Linked DNA regions of Homo sapiens: region 2 is linked to region 1. A link is an interaction called in ENCODE POLR2A ChIA-PET data of the cell type or tissue named here. Cell type or tissue: A673. All regions are shown on one strand. Each heading gives the region's core, and the rest is flanking DNA. Links, peaks and the distances in the headings are about the cores only.

Region 1 (8,115 bases), core at 1,462-6,461:
ACAGCTGTCTATTGAGGACCAGGTCACACTGCACCCTCATCCCAGGAATCAGACCCCTGCCTAGAGCAGAGGGCCCTGGACACTCAGCAAGGACACATCTGATCCAGGACATCTTTGACCTCACCGCTGTTGGCCCAGCATAAGGCAGGAAGGAGAAGTGGGCTTGGCAGAGCCTCTGCCTTCAGGGTCTGGAGTCTAAGTTTACTCAAGGGAATCATGTGGGGGATCAGGTCTAAGGTGGTTTGGGTAAGGCAGACAGTGCAAAGCTCACCAAAATGGTCAAGGAAGGCTGCATGGAGGAGGTGAGGCTTGAAAGAAATGCAACATTTGAATTGGGAGGGAAGAAGAGAGAGTGTGTGTAAGGAGAATGTTTGCGTCAGCTCAAGTGTGGAGGCAGGAAGAAGAGAGGGCAGCCTGGCTGGGAGAAAATCTTTCCAGAATAAATGATGATGATGATGATGATGATGATGGTAATCATTATCATTATCAGAGCTAATACTAATTGACCATCTACTGTGCGCCAGGCACCATTCTCAGAGCTTTACAGATTAGCTTATTTAATCCTTACAATTCCACAGGTAGATACTATTATCATTTCCAATTTTACATGGTTTTTGTGTTGCTAAGAAGGAATACCTGAGACTGAGTAATTTATTAAAAAAAAAAAAGTTTAATCTGCTCACGGTTCTGCAGGCTACACAGGAAGCACGACCCAGTATCTGCTCCTGGTGAGGCCTCAGGGAGCTTTTACTCTTGGTGGAAGATGAAGCAGGAACAGGTGCGACACATGGTGAGGGAGGGGGCGAGAGAGAGAAGGGGGAGGTCCCACACACTTTTAAACAACCAGATCTCGCATGCACTCAGAGCGAGAACTCACTCATTACCACAAGAAGGGCACCAGGCCATTCATGAGAGATCCGTCCCCATGATCCAAACACCTCCCACCAGGCCCCACCGCCAACACTGGGGATCACATTTTGACATGAGATATGGAGGGGGCAAACATCCAAACCATAATTAATGGGCACAAGGTCACATAGCCAGTGAGTGGCCAAACCAGGATTTGAACCTGAACAGCCTGGCCCTGGAGCTTCTGCTGCTATCTGATAGACCTTTCTAGATAAGCTAGCAAACACTGAGCCCTTATTATGTGTCAGGCACCGTTCTGAGCCTTTTATTCATGCAGTCTTCATTATTAATTCCATTTTACAGATAAGAAAACTGAGACACAGAAAAGTCACACAAGATTATCGAGGTCAACACAGAGAACAGTGGAACCTGCACCTGACCCCAGGCAGGCGGAACCTTCATGACCACACCACACCACCACAGGGAACAGGCAGGGAAAACAATGGTAAGTGGAAGCCATGGACATTGTACTCAGGCCTGTGGACATGCCCCCAGGCATTGGGAACTCTGGTGGGTTTTGATCGCCAGCAGGGAGCAGGGACATGGGGAGGAGGCACACAGCCGGGCGGGTGCCAACAGCCACGGAGGAGCCATCTGAGGCTGGCGTTGGGATGCGGGGAGGGCTTGCCTCCTCTGTGGCTCCTGTGGCCTAGTTTCCTGGCGGCTGCCAGTTAGTGGGACCTGGCAAGCAGGTTATAAATATCCTGGACTGACAGCAAGGCCTTCACACTGACACTGTTGTGGATTAAGCTGAATGTGCAGCTCAAGGTCATCGGCATGGCTATAGCTTTGCTTTGGGAGAGGTCTAGTTGAGGCAGTGCTAAGGAGGGGACAGCAGAGAGGCTGGGGTCTGAGCCCCTAGGTCCAGCTCAGCACAGACAGTGGCTTTTCCTCTCGTGTGGCCTGAGTGCTTCACTTCTGCCCTTACCACGTCTCTCGCCCCAGCCTCCTCTGTCCTCCCCAAGCCTGCCCTCTGCGGGTTTTCCCAGCCCACTCAAGCCAGAAGTCAGTGGTTGGGGATGCGCTGGGCAGGCGGGCAGCTCCTGGCCTTTCCTGCCTTCTGCTTCAGTCACCCGTCCTCCCTCAGCACCTATCTCTGCCCACGTTTCCAGAGGAGAGTTGGACAGTGACTCTGGGTTGACTCAGCAAAGCTGCAGCTCCCTGAGGACTGTGTGTGTGTGTGTGTGTGTGTGTGTGTGTGTGTGTGTGTGTGTGTCCATGTCCACTCTGCTTATAAAGAAAGACACTTAGAAATCTCAGAACCTCACAGCTGGACAAGACCCCTAGGTGAATGTGCTCTGGGAATGTGGCTCAGAGACATTCTGTGTTTACAGCTAGAGCACAGGCATCTGAGTCCCAAACCAGCCTCCAGTGGAGCCAGCCTTTGGATTGGTTCCATCCCAGAAAAGCCCCAGGAAGGCCTGGGAACTATATGCTGGGGTTAGGAGGACCTCAGCTGAAGGAGCTGGGTGTGGGCTGGGGAATGGAGGGGGCTGGTCCTCCATCGGGCGAAGGGACAGAGGCTGTGTGGGGCGATGCAGCAGAGGCAGGAGTCAGCGCCAGCCATAGACTTGGGTGGGGCTACAGCAGGCCAGGACTGCGGGCCAGCTGGGGTCTGAGTGGGTTCTGGGCTGTGCTGGGTATTGTCTACCAGCACTTAGCATTGTTTCATACCCTTTATGTTCCCTCTGTATTACAGGGTCTAGCAGGACAAAAGTGACATTTCCCAGAGTTTCTTGCTGTTTGGATCTGGCTGCAGTTTCAGTTTTGCCAAGAAGAGGCATTTCCATGAGCTCTGGACAGTGGCAGAGAGGCAGAGGTGCTCCACTGCAGTGTGCTGGATGGTCCACGGGCTCCTGCCAATGTGAGGATTTGCAGCAACTGGTATATCCATGGTCTTGTCACCAGCTTCCTGAATTCGGGGCAGCTGGAGCCACACTAGTGGTCCTTCCTTGCAGGGGCAGCAGCTGTCTCCTGGTCTCAGAATCACAGCTGTGGGGATGCAACCTTAAGCCAAAAGCCTAGCGGTGGGTGGTCCTAAACTTCTTTTGTCTAGGCCCTCTGATCCCTCTGTAAGTCGCTATTTCCCTTATTAAATCTCTTTCTGCTGGATACTTTGGGTGTTTCTACTTTCTACACAGAATGCTGATTGACATATAGGACACGGCTGGGACAGGTGGATGCTGGGCTGAACAAAGGAGGGGCCTGGGCCTGATTCAGAGGCCAAGGAAGACTCTGACACTGGTGTCTGTGATGAGGATGTGATGTGGCTGAGGAAAAACTGCAAGCTTCAGGGTCAGAGGCTCTCGGGGTAGGCAGGGACAGACCATCAGCTGGGCTTCAGTGACCCGCTGTGGACGCTGGAGGGGAGCATTGCAGAAATCCCAGCAGGTCCTTTCAAAGGTGACCTAGATCTGCCCTCATGCAGAAACCAAGGGCTGCTCCCCTGCAGATAGTTGAAGGAGATGGGTAAACAAATCCAGGCCACAGCTCACCTAGAGCCTGGGGTCCAGCTGGGTCAGCCTGTGGGGCCAATTCTAGTACATGCAGGGGAGGACAGATGAGCAGCCCCTTTAAAGGAGGCCAGCTGGAAAAGTGCAGAGTGTCAAGAATTTCCTGGGGAAAGTGCCCAGGCTGCCTTGGCCCTGTGGGGTGCATCTCCACTATCTCCCAGCCCCCAGAGCAGTTCACCCTGAAAAGAGGAGATGCTGCAGCAACCCAGAGGGGCTCTGAGGTGAGGGCCCTGATCTTGGTCCTGGCATGCCTGCCCAGCTGAGCCCTGCACCCAAGAGAAAGGAGAGGCTGAGGCTGCTGCAAAGGTGCCAAGTTCCTGCCGGACCTACATCTGAGCACCACACATTCCCCCTACAGAAAGATTAAAATAAAAGAGACTGTCTGCTGCTCAATGACTGGGGGTAATGGAATTAGGCGTGAACTGTGCTGTACCTGGCTCTTAGCTCCTGACTGCATCCAATTGGCAGAGGCATCATTTGCTGAGTATTGCTGCCTGCCCAGTGACAAACAGGCACTACCCCATTTAATCTTAAGAGGAATTATCATCATCCCACTGGTCTAAATGAGGAAACTGAAACTCAGAGAGGTTGAGGAAGTTGCCAGCCATCACAGAGCTAGTTAGTGGAGGAGCTGGGATTTGAACTCAGTCTGCCTAGTTTGGAGCCACAGGTCCAACCACTGAGTGTACTGCCAAAAGGAGCAGGGTGCCTTCTGGGCCCCCTTCTTGAGAGTCTGGGAGCCCAAGTCAGCACCACCTCTGACCTTCCTTCAGCCCCCCACCCAACCTCTCCTCCCCAGCTTCCTCCCCAGTCACCCTTCTGACCTGCGCCTGGCAGATGAAGAGTTAACGTAGAAACAGAGGGCTTTGCTCTCCTCTTCTGGCCTGGCTTGATGGGTGCTGGGTGTTTTTTAATCCTTCTTTCCTTTATTTCAGTTTAAGCTGGTAATTGTCATGCTGCTCCCGTATCATCCACTGACATTTAAGTCCCAGCTCTTTCTAAATAAGGAGCGGATTGGCCTCAGCTTGCGCCATGGGGAGGGGTAGTGTCAGGCCTTCCTGGCAGTGTGAGGGGCACCATCCCTGGCTCTTGGACTTCCTTGAATCAATGAGGAAAGGAAAGTCTCCCAGCTGTGGCATTTCTCACAGGTTTTAGAGACTCAGAGCCGCCCTGGAATTATCTGAAAGGGAAGTGTGGCTACCCTGGTTCTGATTAACCCTCAGCTCAGAGTTTCACCCTTCCAGCCCACTTTTGTCTTGGAGGTGGCAAACTGGGGACCCATAACCAAATGTTTTGTTTTGCCAACGTACTGTTTAACAATTCCGAATACACTGTTCTCGAATTCTTTCCAGTCCTCATCACTCCCTATGGTTCTAGCTTGCTAACTTGCGAATAATGCCATCTCCAAACTTCTTTCTTATACGTGCAAGTGGTCCTAGGAAAGGTAGACCCTACGAATCACACCTCGTGGGAACTAATTTATTTACAGCCACCCTCACAGGACTCTAGCTGACTGAGGCTCTCGGGGGTTGGGGGTGGGCGATGGTGATTTTGGACTACAGCAGGGCAGCAGGAAGGGGAGGTGGGACCTAGGCAAGGAGAGGTGGGAGATTCTTGGCCAAGGTCACCAGTTTTCCAGGCTGGCTTCCATGGGACAGCTGCCAGCCACCACTTTTTAAGCATCCACCATAAGCCCAGAATTGTACTGGATGATTCGGACACATCATCTAAACCCATTCTCCGAGGTGGGGCTATTATCCTGAATAAGAAAAACAAACTCTTTCTTTCTCAACACCAACTGCACCAATACTTCTGGCCACCAAATATGTAGGGAGTGTTTTTCACCACACCAAGTAATTCTCTAATTTTCAGTGAACAATGATTTGGTGTCCTGCAATTTAACTCCATTCTGACGCTAACTTCCTAGAGTTAGTGCAGACTTCACAGCTTAAAAGGCTCAGTCCCACAAGACTGCCCCCACTCCAGACTCCAATCACAAGTCCAGGCTGCCATCTGTGCTTCTGACCAAATGGCTATAAATCAGAGGTTCCTGAGACCCTCTCCTCATGTTCAGTGATTTGCTAGAACAGCTCACAGAACTCAGGAAAGCAGCTTACTTATTTCACCACCAGTTTATTATAAAAGGACACAACTCAGGAACAGCCAGAAGGAAGAGATGCACAGGGCAAGGTATGTGGGTGGGGTGGGGCACACATGCTCCCAGCACCTCGATGTGTTCACAACCTGGAAGCTCTCCAAACCTCATCTTTTTGGGTGTTTTGCTCCATTATGTGGGCATGATTGATCACCTCATTGGCCATTGGTGATTAAATCAATCTCCAGCCCTTCTCCCCTTCTGGGGAGTGAGGCTGAACATTTCAACCCTCTGATCATGTGGTTGGTTCCCCTGGCAACCAGTCCCCCAATCTCCAGGCTATCCAGGAGCCCCCAGACACCAGTCATTTCATTATCATACAAAAAGACATATCACTTCTGAAGATCCCATGGGTTTTAGGAGCTGCATGCCAAGAAACTAGGGATAAGACCTGTATATATATATATATTTCTACTATATCTCAATATCATATATCTTCACATCACAGATGGGAAAACTGGGCTCAGAGAGGTGCAGTCGCTTGCCCAAGTCCTCACAGTGGACGAGAGGCCACAGGGGTCTTGCAGATACCCAGAGTCACTATGCAGCATTGCGGTGGTGTGTTATCTTTGCATGGTATCGTCTCTTTCACTAATTTATCAAACATAGATTTATGGAATGTTGGCTCCTTGCCAGGATGCAGGCTGGATAGAGACCCTGCCCCTGACCCATTCCCTGGCTGGCAAGGGAAGCAAGACAAGCAAGCAGGAAACTTTCTGCCCAAAAAGGGGGATGCTGGAGTATCCGCCCCACCACCACCACCAGCACCAAAAACCACCACTACCATTTCCTGAGGGCTCGCCATGCACCAGGCTGTCAGGAGGCTTTGCAGGTATTAACCCTCTTGACAGCCCGACCAAGTAGGCACTGTCACAGTTCTGCATTGTAGACAGGCACTAAATGAGTCTCAGAGAGGTTAAATAATATGTCCAGTGCTAGACAGTTTCTACCTAATAGGGAGGAATGAAGTGCTACAGGAACATGAGAGACGGAGCGGCTGCCTAGGGAATCCCATTCACTGCTTACAGCAAGCCCACAGATGACAAGCATTACGTGGGACCAGGAGCAGGTAAGTGACTTGCCCAAGGCCCTTCAGCTAGTAGATAGTGGAGGTGGTTTCAACCCAGGTTCTCTATTTCTGAGACTTTGTTCATCCCTTTACCTGTGCTGCCCTGGAAAGACTCACCAGCTGTTGGAGAGCAGGTGAAGTGAAAGGCTTTAAAAAGGAGGCTCCTTAGAAATTCTCAGCTCTGCTCTCATAACTTGGTTTATGAAGCACTGGGCCTGCTGACTCCAGTGGGTTGAAGAGGGCTTTGCTGGCAGCCTCTGTCCCGGCTTGAGATGTGTGGCCCGTCTCTGACTGACACCGCCTAAGCCTCTCAATCTCTAAGAGTGATTCCATCTCATGGATGAGAGCCTCCGACATCTGTACCTGTCAGGCGACAAATCCAGACACACACTCCCTGTCTGGTTAGATATGCATCAGGCCCGATTAGGCCCGTGAACCTGCCTGCTGTGTGTGGATCCCTTTAGCCAAAAGCCACAAAGATAATTGAATTCGGGTGCAATTCTCACCAGGAGGTTGCCTGGGCATGTGTGGGGAAGGGTCTAGAGTAGGGGGCTGTGGGTGGTGGTGCGGGGGAGGTGGGCCCCACCTCTGTGATGCTGGGGTGGAACAAATGACTGACAGCCCAGCCCAGGACAAGGCAAGGGGGTCGCCTTACCCTCAAACCCCCATTCCCCAACAGGTGCTTGAAATTTCAGCACGAGTATTTTTCACTTCTAGGAAGTGTTTTTGTCTTTATGGCCTTGGCAGGATGGGAACACAGGCAGCGGGTGAACAGAAATACCCTCGGTGAGCAGGTGGGTCGGAACATCTGCACAGCCAGGCTGCCCTGCCTCACGCCTTCAGATCCAATTTCATTTCCTCACTTTGCATCCCTTTTTAATCAGCAGACACACCTGGAAAGGGCGTTCCTGCTGTCCCCCCAGCTCCGTTAGCCCTCCTCCAGCAGTTCTGCACAGTTCCCTGGCAAAAGGTGGGCTGAAGGTGGGAAAATGCCAAGGGTATATCTCACCTGCTTACCAACGGGGCTCTGCTGTGCCTGGATTCAGCCACCTCATCCTCAATGCCTGCCTTCACCCTGCCTGGATACAGAAGCCCCCAGCTCCCCACAAGGGAGACAACATGCCCTCCATGGCAGCTGCCAGTGATATAGACACCTCCACATCCACCACCATTAATGCAGTCCTACAGGCAGGTGCCCCTCACTGCCTAGAGAACACCAGCAAGCTTTCTGGCCACTCTGAGTCCTGCCTCTTGGAGTGAGAAACCAGAGACTCATCTTTCCCAGTGTCTCTTGTAGCTGTGACGAGGGCATGGACATGGAGTCTGCCAATGGGACCCACCAGTAGAGGCTTCAGCCTGAGACAGGCAAGCAGTGGCCAATGCCATGCAGTATCTATTTCCTGGTAAAGGCAGGGGCAGAGGCATCTGGCTTTGGAGGCAGCAGAGATGGAGGCACCAGGATCCAGGAC
Region 2 (8,115 bases), core at 1,231-6,230, 190 kb before region 1:
CTTGGTGGAGGCTGTACCCTGCATGGAGTCCCTGCAGGCAAGCTCTCCCAGCACTCTGCGGGACGGGTCCTGAGTTCCTCCAGCTGCACCTCCTAGTGGTTGTGGTCCAAAACAGGCTCCTCATTTCCCATGTTCCCTGCTTTGTCTCCACTGTAGTCCCAGGCCCTTCAGTCCCTTCACTGATTCTTTTCATTTTTCTAACTCAAGGCAGCTAAGGAAATTTCAGACCTTCATTTGCTGTCATTCTGTTAAGTCACACTGTGACCTTGGGGAATAGTTAACATGTGTGTAATACATGTTCTGGGTTCGGTTCCAGGAAGGCAGTGACTTTGACTCTTCTCTCAGACTAGAAGTACCTAGAAAGTAGGGATTATTTCTTCCCATTCAGACTGGGGCTCCCTGAGGACGGGGCTGTGTCTCCCTCAGAGTGGGGCTCCCTGAGGCAGGGCTGTGTCTCCCCTCAGACTGGGGCTCCCTGTGGACAGAACCGGCCCCCCACTCACCCTGGGAGCTGCTGGAGCACCTGGCTCTCTCCTCGAGGTTTGCCCAGGCCTCACCCCTCAGGCAGGAGCCTCTGAGCCTTTCCGGGTCTCCTGCTCTGCCTCTGCTTGAAGCAGAACCTCCGGTGACTGGTCACATGCAGCTGGCCATTGACCATGAACTTCTTTATTTCCATCTCCCCACCTGACTCCATACTGGGCCTGCACAGTGTCTTTCTAACATTCTCACTCAGGCTGGACCCATTGGCTTCTGCATCGCTGAGCCAGCTGCAATACCAGGTGACCTCCTTCTCCTTGTCTTTCTTACTGTCCCCTTTCCCTAATCGAATTATTTTTTCTCTGCATTGTGCACATCAAAGGAAGCTTTGGCTGACCTGGGTTCTCTACACTCACTCAAAACACTCTGAGAACAGTGATGAGATGGGCATAATAAGAGTCTCAGTGCATTGTCAGCAAATGTGGGGCCTGCACCCCTTCCTGTTCTCCTTCCTCCCCACCTGCACCTCCCACCAATGTAGACTGTGCAGCTAAGCAGTTAACAGACAGATCAACCTGGGTCAGCTGGAGGGCAGGAGGAGGGTGCCTGGCTCATAGTCCCACCCCCGGCCAAGGATGTGTCTGGATGGGGAGGAGAGGTAAGTGGTGGTTAATGGGGTCATGTCAAAGCCATTTTCCAACAGGCTGCAGTGGGGATGTCTCCTGACCCCAGGCGGGTTTCCAACCACCCCCAAGGAACACCAAGGCAATGGCAGGGACAGTCCATACCCCACCCTTCCCTTCTCTTTGGAATTCTGGGTCCTGGTCACAGCCTAGGTTCCAGGCTGCTCTAAGCTCTCCCCAGGCATTCAGGACACAGCTGCCTGCCTAACTCAGGATGAGCAATCATAATAGTCATGATAATGATGGTAATCATCATGAAGCCTGGTTGTAAATGCTCAGAATGCCTCCCAAAGGGCATTCCCTTTCATCATCTCATTTGACAGGCAGGCGAGGTGGCTGAGACCCAGAGGGATCACAGGTTTATGATCCCATAACAAGGTGGCAGCCACTGAGGCTTCCCATGCTATAGAAACTCTCTCTTCTTGACCTTATCTTGCTTTCTGGGATGACTCCAAGACCCAAGGCTCGACCTGCAGCTGCCCAAGGAAGGTAAACTAGAGTGGTGATTAAAAGCCTGGGCTTTGTAGTCAGAAAGATCTCAGTCCAAGTCCCAGCTCTGCCACTATATCATGGGCCTGGGGGCAAGTGGTTCCAGCTGGTTCCAGCTTTCTGAGCCTCAGGCGCCTCATCTGTGAAATGAGATCCTGGTACTCATTGCCTAGGGATTTTCTAAGATGGGCGCGGGGCACCTGGCATTTAGGAAGTGCTCAGTAAGTGGTATCTGTCTTGGTCTTGGCCAAGAGGTCCCCTGTTCTAGACCACAGGCTATGGGTCACCTTGCCCAAAGACTGGGCCCAGAGACCTGGGGAGAGTGATGACCCTAGAAGGAAGGTGAGGAATGAGCGCCAACAATAATAATAGCAATACCTGATATGTGTCAGGCACCATCCTGAGCTCACTGTGTGTATTTTCTCAGCCAAGTCTCATAAAATCTTTATGAAATATTGTTATTATGAGGTCCATTTTCCAGAGGGGAAACTGAAGCACAGGACAGTTCCATATTTGTCCAGGGCCATAGAGCTGACTTCAGAGCCTGCACAGATCTTGTCCGCCTGCCGTTGCAGAGCCAGGTACTGCCAAAGCTACTATTTGAACTCTCCATAGAGTTGCTAGTCCATGGATCAGCAGTTGGGGGGAGTGGGGGGGTCTCAGGGTCTGGGGAGCCCTCTTGTGTTACATGGACATTTCCATGAAAATGTGCAATTCACATTTTCCTTGGGGGAGCTTTCACCATTTCTCATAAGAGTCCATGACCCCCAAAACGTGAGAACAACTCGTCTAGTTCATTGAGCCCATCTCACAGTGAGAGGATGGAGACCTAGCAGAAGTGACTGGTCACATAGCTGCTGGCAGAGCTAACACTGGGTCTCAGTGTTCCTGGCCCCCTGGAATGTTCGAAAGTGGTTCAGAGAACAGGCTCTGCCGTTCAGACTGCCTGGTCCACCACTGACCAGCTGTGTCCCTGTGGGCAAGCTACTTAGTCTCTCTGTCCCTAAGTTTTCTCATGTAGAAAGTGGAAGGGAAGTTGTAACAGTGCCTATGACATGAGAATTAAATGGCTAGTCCATGTGAAGAACTTGGAGCAATGCCTGAGGAATTCCGAGTGTCCGGTGAATTTGGCACACTTGGCCCTTCATCACGCCAGTGTGGTATCATTAACTGTAATGATGCCACGCTGCTCCAGCCTCCACCTTGCAGTGTGGCCACAGGTAGAGACCTTCCCTCTCTTTCCTTGGTCCAGGCTGTGCTTAGGTCCACCTGAGCTTTTAATCCCTCCTTTCCTCCACAGCATGCTTCTCAGGAGTTTTCTGTGGGTGCAATACTTGTTTGTCAAGTCTCCTCTATCAGGATGTGAAGTTCCCACATCTAAGGGCTACTTCTGCCTTTATTTTGTGTCCAAAGCAGGGATGTTCTGGCCTCTGCTTCCCAGGGCATTTGGTACAGGCGAGCTGACCTGACTGAGTCTAGGAAGTTGTACCTCACTTTGGTGGGGGTGAGAGGTAGGAGGAGAGCTTTTTTTTTGGTTTTAATCAATAGCCAGTAATGGTCAGAAAAGACTACTTGAGGGTCCCTGAAAGAAATTGAATTCTCTCTCTGTCTTTCCCTCTCTCTCTTTCTCTCTCTCTTTCAAGTGTGTGTGTGTGTGTGTGTGTGTGTGTGTGTGTGTGTGTTTTGAGCAAGAGAGGAGTAAAGTAGAAAACATCCCACTCATATACTTTTTAGAGCAGGGAACAGATTTTTAAAAATTCAATTGGTACATAAAGTAATAGAAAATGTATTTTGGTTCTGTATTTCTTCCAGTCAAGGGAAAGAAAAAGAAAAGACTAAAGAGATAGAGAAAAAGAGACAGAGAGAGAAAGAGAGACAGAGAGACAGAGAGACAGAGACAGAGGCAGAGACATAGAGACAGACAGAGAGAAAACAAAACAAAATAAAATACTCAATGGGTAAAACAAGTAAATGTTCACCAAGACACCCCAAGAAGCCCTGGGAAACGTTCTCATCCTGTGGGAATTTAACACTGTGCCACTTAACACCTTACAGTTGGCCGTTGCATTTTTACAACCACAGGCAGCCTGTCACTTCTTGGTACTTGACCCATAGTCCAGGTGAACTAAGCTACGGATGTGATGAAGCCTGAAGGCTGGAGGCCTTCATTATTGTCTTGCTGTTATTATCATTGTATTGTGTTCAGTACCCACCTGCTGGGGGCTCAAGGTACAAAATTGACAGGGTTCCGCCCTTAATGAGCTCCCATCCCAGTTGGAGAGGCAGACATGTAAATAATGATTATAATAAAAGTCAGGCTGTTATAATTACTGTAATAAAAGTTCAGAAAAAGTGCACGGAGGAGAGATTAATTAATTCTGACTGGGAAATCCGGAACTGCTTTGTAAGGAATAACTGATGAGGCATCTTGGAGGAGGTACAGGATTTCCGTAGGCAGGGCAGGCAGAGGCAGCGGAGGTGGGATGGTTTTTGCATCAGACAACTTGGATTTAATCTTCAACTATGCCACTTCCTGGCTGTGTGGCTTTGGGTTGGTGACTTAACTTCTCTGAGCCTTCATCTATGAAATGAGAATAATGGTGTCCCACTACATATCTCATAGGGCTATTGTATCAAAAGATAAAGCACATGACATTGTTTTGTAAAATATAAATTGAACAAATATAAAACAAATAGCTATTAGGGGGCATGTGATTACTATATGGGTGAGTGTGACCACTAGGTCCATTATATTCCTATACTGTGTGGAAGTCCATTCTAGCCATCTCTGGGATATGATGACCCCAAGTAGGACTAGACTGCCACCTGCCTAAAACTGTCTCCACAGGAGAAAGAATTTCAGGCAAAGGGGAAGGCAGCTCCAACTGCCTGATACATAGTGGGCCCACGGTAAGGCTTGAGAGAGCCTGCAGCTGTGTGCTGTGCAGATGTCCCTGGTGTGGGTTCACTAGTCAAACTTCAGGAGATGAGATTGGAAAGGTAGGTGGGGTTAGAATGCAAACTGAGCTTCCATATATGCAGGAACTGTGCGGACACCTGAAGAATTCCTGCATGGAGACTCGGGAGATTGCCCTTGCCTCCAAGATGTTCACAGATCCCAGCACGGAGACTGCTTTAGGTGCCAGGGGCTAGTGGGGTTCTTGGACAGAAAGTGGCACTGATGGGTTGTGTCAGGGCATCTTACTGGAATGTAGATGATAGAATAGGGAACAGTGGCCAATACAGGCTTGTAGGGAAGGACATTTGTATGTGACAGCTCACACAGAAGATAAGGAGGGGGCAGTGGTAGTGGAGATGGAGAAGCTATGGATTAAAAAAACTATTGTATAAGTAGAATCAGCAGGAACTGAAGACCATGGGAATCGGCCTCATAAACAAAAACTGGCACACAGATAAGACAGCCACAAATGCTGCTAGCAGAGGGAGGGAGGGGGCAACGAATCAAAAACAGCTCCAAGGGCAACTGAAATTCTGCTCCACTGCTGGAGGGAGGATCTGGGAGACAGACACTCTCAGAAGACCATTGGGTAGAATTGACTACAGCTATCTTGAGGCATACTTTGTGACCCTCCTAAACACAGAGGAAATGTAAACATATGCCCCGGCAAGATGTGTTCCTGGGCGTTCAGAGTGCACCATTCATAATAGCCTGGACTGGAGACTCAGAAATGCTCATCAGCCATGGAGACAAGCAGTCAATCATGATGTGCTCACATCAATAAATACTACACAGCAACAGTCATGAACAACCGAAAGTTATGTTGCATGTTCTTTGAGAATCTCATGAACATATGAAAACAGCCAGGCATCAAAGACTAAATATTGTAGGATTCCATTTATGTAAATTACAAATCAGATGGCCTATCTGTGGTATTAGAAGTCAGAAAAGCAGTTGCCCAGTTCGGGGAGCAACCAGAAGGAGCATGAGGGATGAGTTTTGTTCTGTTTCTCTATCTGAGTGCTGGTTACATGGTCTGTTTATTTGGTGCAAATTTATTGAGCTTATAATATGCATGCTTTTTTGGATGCATCTGGTATTTCAACAAACATGCTTTTTTAAATGTTCCCTTTCTCCCTTCCAAAAATGGCTCCAAGGATTGTCGCTTGGTGCAGACAGGCAAACAGTGTTGACAGTTAGTTACCCAGACCAGGAAGGCAAAGGGAGAAGCAGCATATGAAGCAGCAAAGAATTTGCTTTGGATGAGGCCAAGGTGCCTGTTAGACAGTCAAGGGCAGGTGTGAACTTGGCACTCCGAAGTGAGTGTGAGGAGCTTGGACCAGGCCTGGTAGAAGCATAGAACTGAGGGCCATCAGTAGAGCGGGCATTGTGGAGCAGGGGGCAGGTCCCCCACGTGGAGTGTGGAGAGTGAAGAGAGCAATGGGTGCTGGGGGTGACGGGTCCTGGGGAGAACCAGGGTTCAGGGGCAAGCAGAGGGGCAATCCTCTGAGGAAGTTGGGAAAGGGGTGATCAGAGAGAGGACAAACTCAGGAAGAACAGAGCGTTATAGAGATCATGGCCAACAGGGCCATATGTTGCAGAGAGGCCAAGCATGGTCATTTTGACAATCACCACCACTGCTGCTGTTATGGCTTTCTTCCATGTCTTTTCTGTCTCAATGAGCTACTATTCAGTTACTCTTTCCTATCCTGAACCTCACCATTCACGCTTACCATAACTTGGGCCCTTGTTCATTTCTGGAACTGCGTGTGAGCCAAGACTTTCCTATCCCAGGCCTGTGCAATTGATTGCCCTGATCTGAATGTAGAGCATTCTTCCCTGTTAGACTTCACCTTCTATCTTTCTAAGCCACAGGGGAAAGTAGAGAAGAATGAGGTTTCCCCGAGCAGGCCTGTATGCTTGGGTGGCACAGAGTCCAGAGGATGGGTGGAACAGACAGCAGGCATTGCAAAGAGAGGGCGTCTGTCTCTGCTTCATTCCTTCTGCGACGACTCTCTCTGGGCCTGCATTTCCCCTTGCTTAAAGTGTGAGTGTTACCTAACACATTCACCCATAGGGGCCACCTGTAACTTCTAGCTGGAGAAAAGTGGAAGGTTTGTAAGCAAATGAAAATCTGTGTTTCTATTTGGGTATCTGCAATGTGAAATGAGGACGTTTAAAAACAAGAATCCTTCAAATTAGCATAATAATAATAGCTCCTGTTTATTGATCCTTACAGTGTGCCAGGCACTAGGCTGAGCATGCACTTTTGTGATCCGGTTGAATTGTCACATCCACCCTGTGGGGGTTATGCAATTATGACTCCTACTTAATGGCTGGGGAAATTGAGGCACAGAGAGTGTCAGTACCTTGGCTGAAGTGTCTCAGCTAATAAGCAACAGAGCTGGGATTTGAACCCAGACAGCTCCAAGTGTCTGCAATGAAATGTGACTATTGATTTGAATACAGGGAGTGGTGGCAGAAAACTATGCATAATCTAAATCCACAGACAGTCCATAGGCTCTTTATTTTGGGTTTAGAATGCCCTACTTGATGGCTTGGCAGCAGATTTATTTACTTTCTATATTCCATTTGATTTAAGCAAATATTAAGATGAGTTACTTTTCCCTTAAGCCCACATTGACCACCTGCAGGAAACAGTGTGGATAGCATGGTAGGCAGTTTGGTCCACAAATTTAAGTAAGCAATAAATATCACATTTTCTTTATTTTGTTTGCACTGCCATGAAACTGACCCTGAACCCCAAACCTCCTACTGAGTTGGTGGGAAATTCCGTTTCTGTCATGACTGGGACTTTCCCTTCCCATTCAGTCCAGGGTTATGCAAAGGTCCTGGGGTCCTTTGAAGCGCTGGCTGACCTCTCACAGCCTCGCAGTGACTTCAGAGCTGCCCTGCTCTCTCTGCTTCTTCCAGATACCTCAAATTATTTCCTCCCGAGCTTAGGCTTGTGTACAGAACAGGAGGGGCAGTGACCTTAAGCATCTTTCATTTTCCACCCTGAGGCCTGGAAAATAGAAAAGGGCAATAGGGAGGATCAGGACAAATTAGTGTGTGTGAGTCTGTGGGGAGCCCCTGCCTGCTAGAGAAGCAGGAGCCACCCAGGCAGTGCCTTCCCCAAACGTGTAAATAAACTGAGCCCAGAATGTGTCCTGGGGTGGCAGGAATGGGGCTAGCAGTGGGACTAGTTGGAGCAACCAATCTAAAAGGCTTCTTGGAGAATCCATGGGGACCCGGGGTGAAGATCAGAAAGCCCAGAATATCCTCTGTGCCCTAGAAAGGGAGAAAGAAGGAATATAGACAGTCCCCAACTTAGGATGTTTCAACTTAGGATTTCTGACTTTACAATGATGCGAAGGCAATTAGCATTCAGTACACTCCTAGACTTATGATCTAGTGATGTCCAGAAAAACCTAAACCCATCGTAAGTTGAAAGTATTGTAAACATTCAACTTATGTAACCTCATCGGAAGTCAAAAAGCATCTGTA

The links. Peaks named below come from ENCODE experiments on the same cell type or tissue, not always from the same donor. Only the 100,000 strongest peaks of a DNase experiment are listed, where the experiment ranks them.
Region 2: POLR2A ChIA-PET joins it to region 1 with 5 read pairs; 3 of 35 experiments call an interaction of 5 or more read pairs at or near these places.

The regions. Positions count from the first base shown.
Region 1 is chr6:40,339,250-40,347,364 of GRCh38, reverse strand. LINC00951 (long intergenic non-protein coding RNA 951) reads left to right here. Exons shown (of 3, transcript NR_038887.1): 2 at 1,213-1,354; 3 at 2,609-3,020. Among named protein-coding and RNA genes, the nearest start is that of LINC00951, 13 kb to the left of the region's middle. RefSeq lists enhancers at 1,114-1,827, 2,544-3,259. In A673, for the core only: no CTCF peak of the experiment used is centred there; no DNase peak of the experiment used is centred there; H3K27ac peaks cover 2,226 bases.
Region 2 is chr6:40,528,591-40,536,705 of GRCh38, reverse strand. The region is part of intron 1 of LRFN2 (leucine rich repeat and fibronectin type III domain containing 2); the gene reads left to right. LOC105375051 (a long non-coding RNA gene) reads right to left here. Exons shown (of 3, transcript XR_007059918.1): 3 at 7,317-7,633. Among named protein-coding and RNA genes, the nearest start is that of LRFN2, 55 kb to the left of the region's middle. In A673, for the core only: no CTCF peak of the experiment used is centred there; no DNase peak of the experiment used is centred there.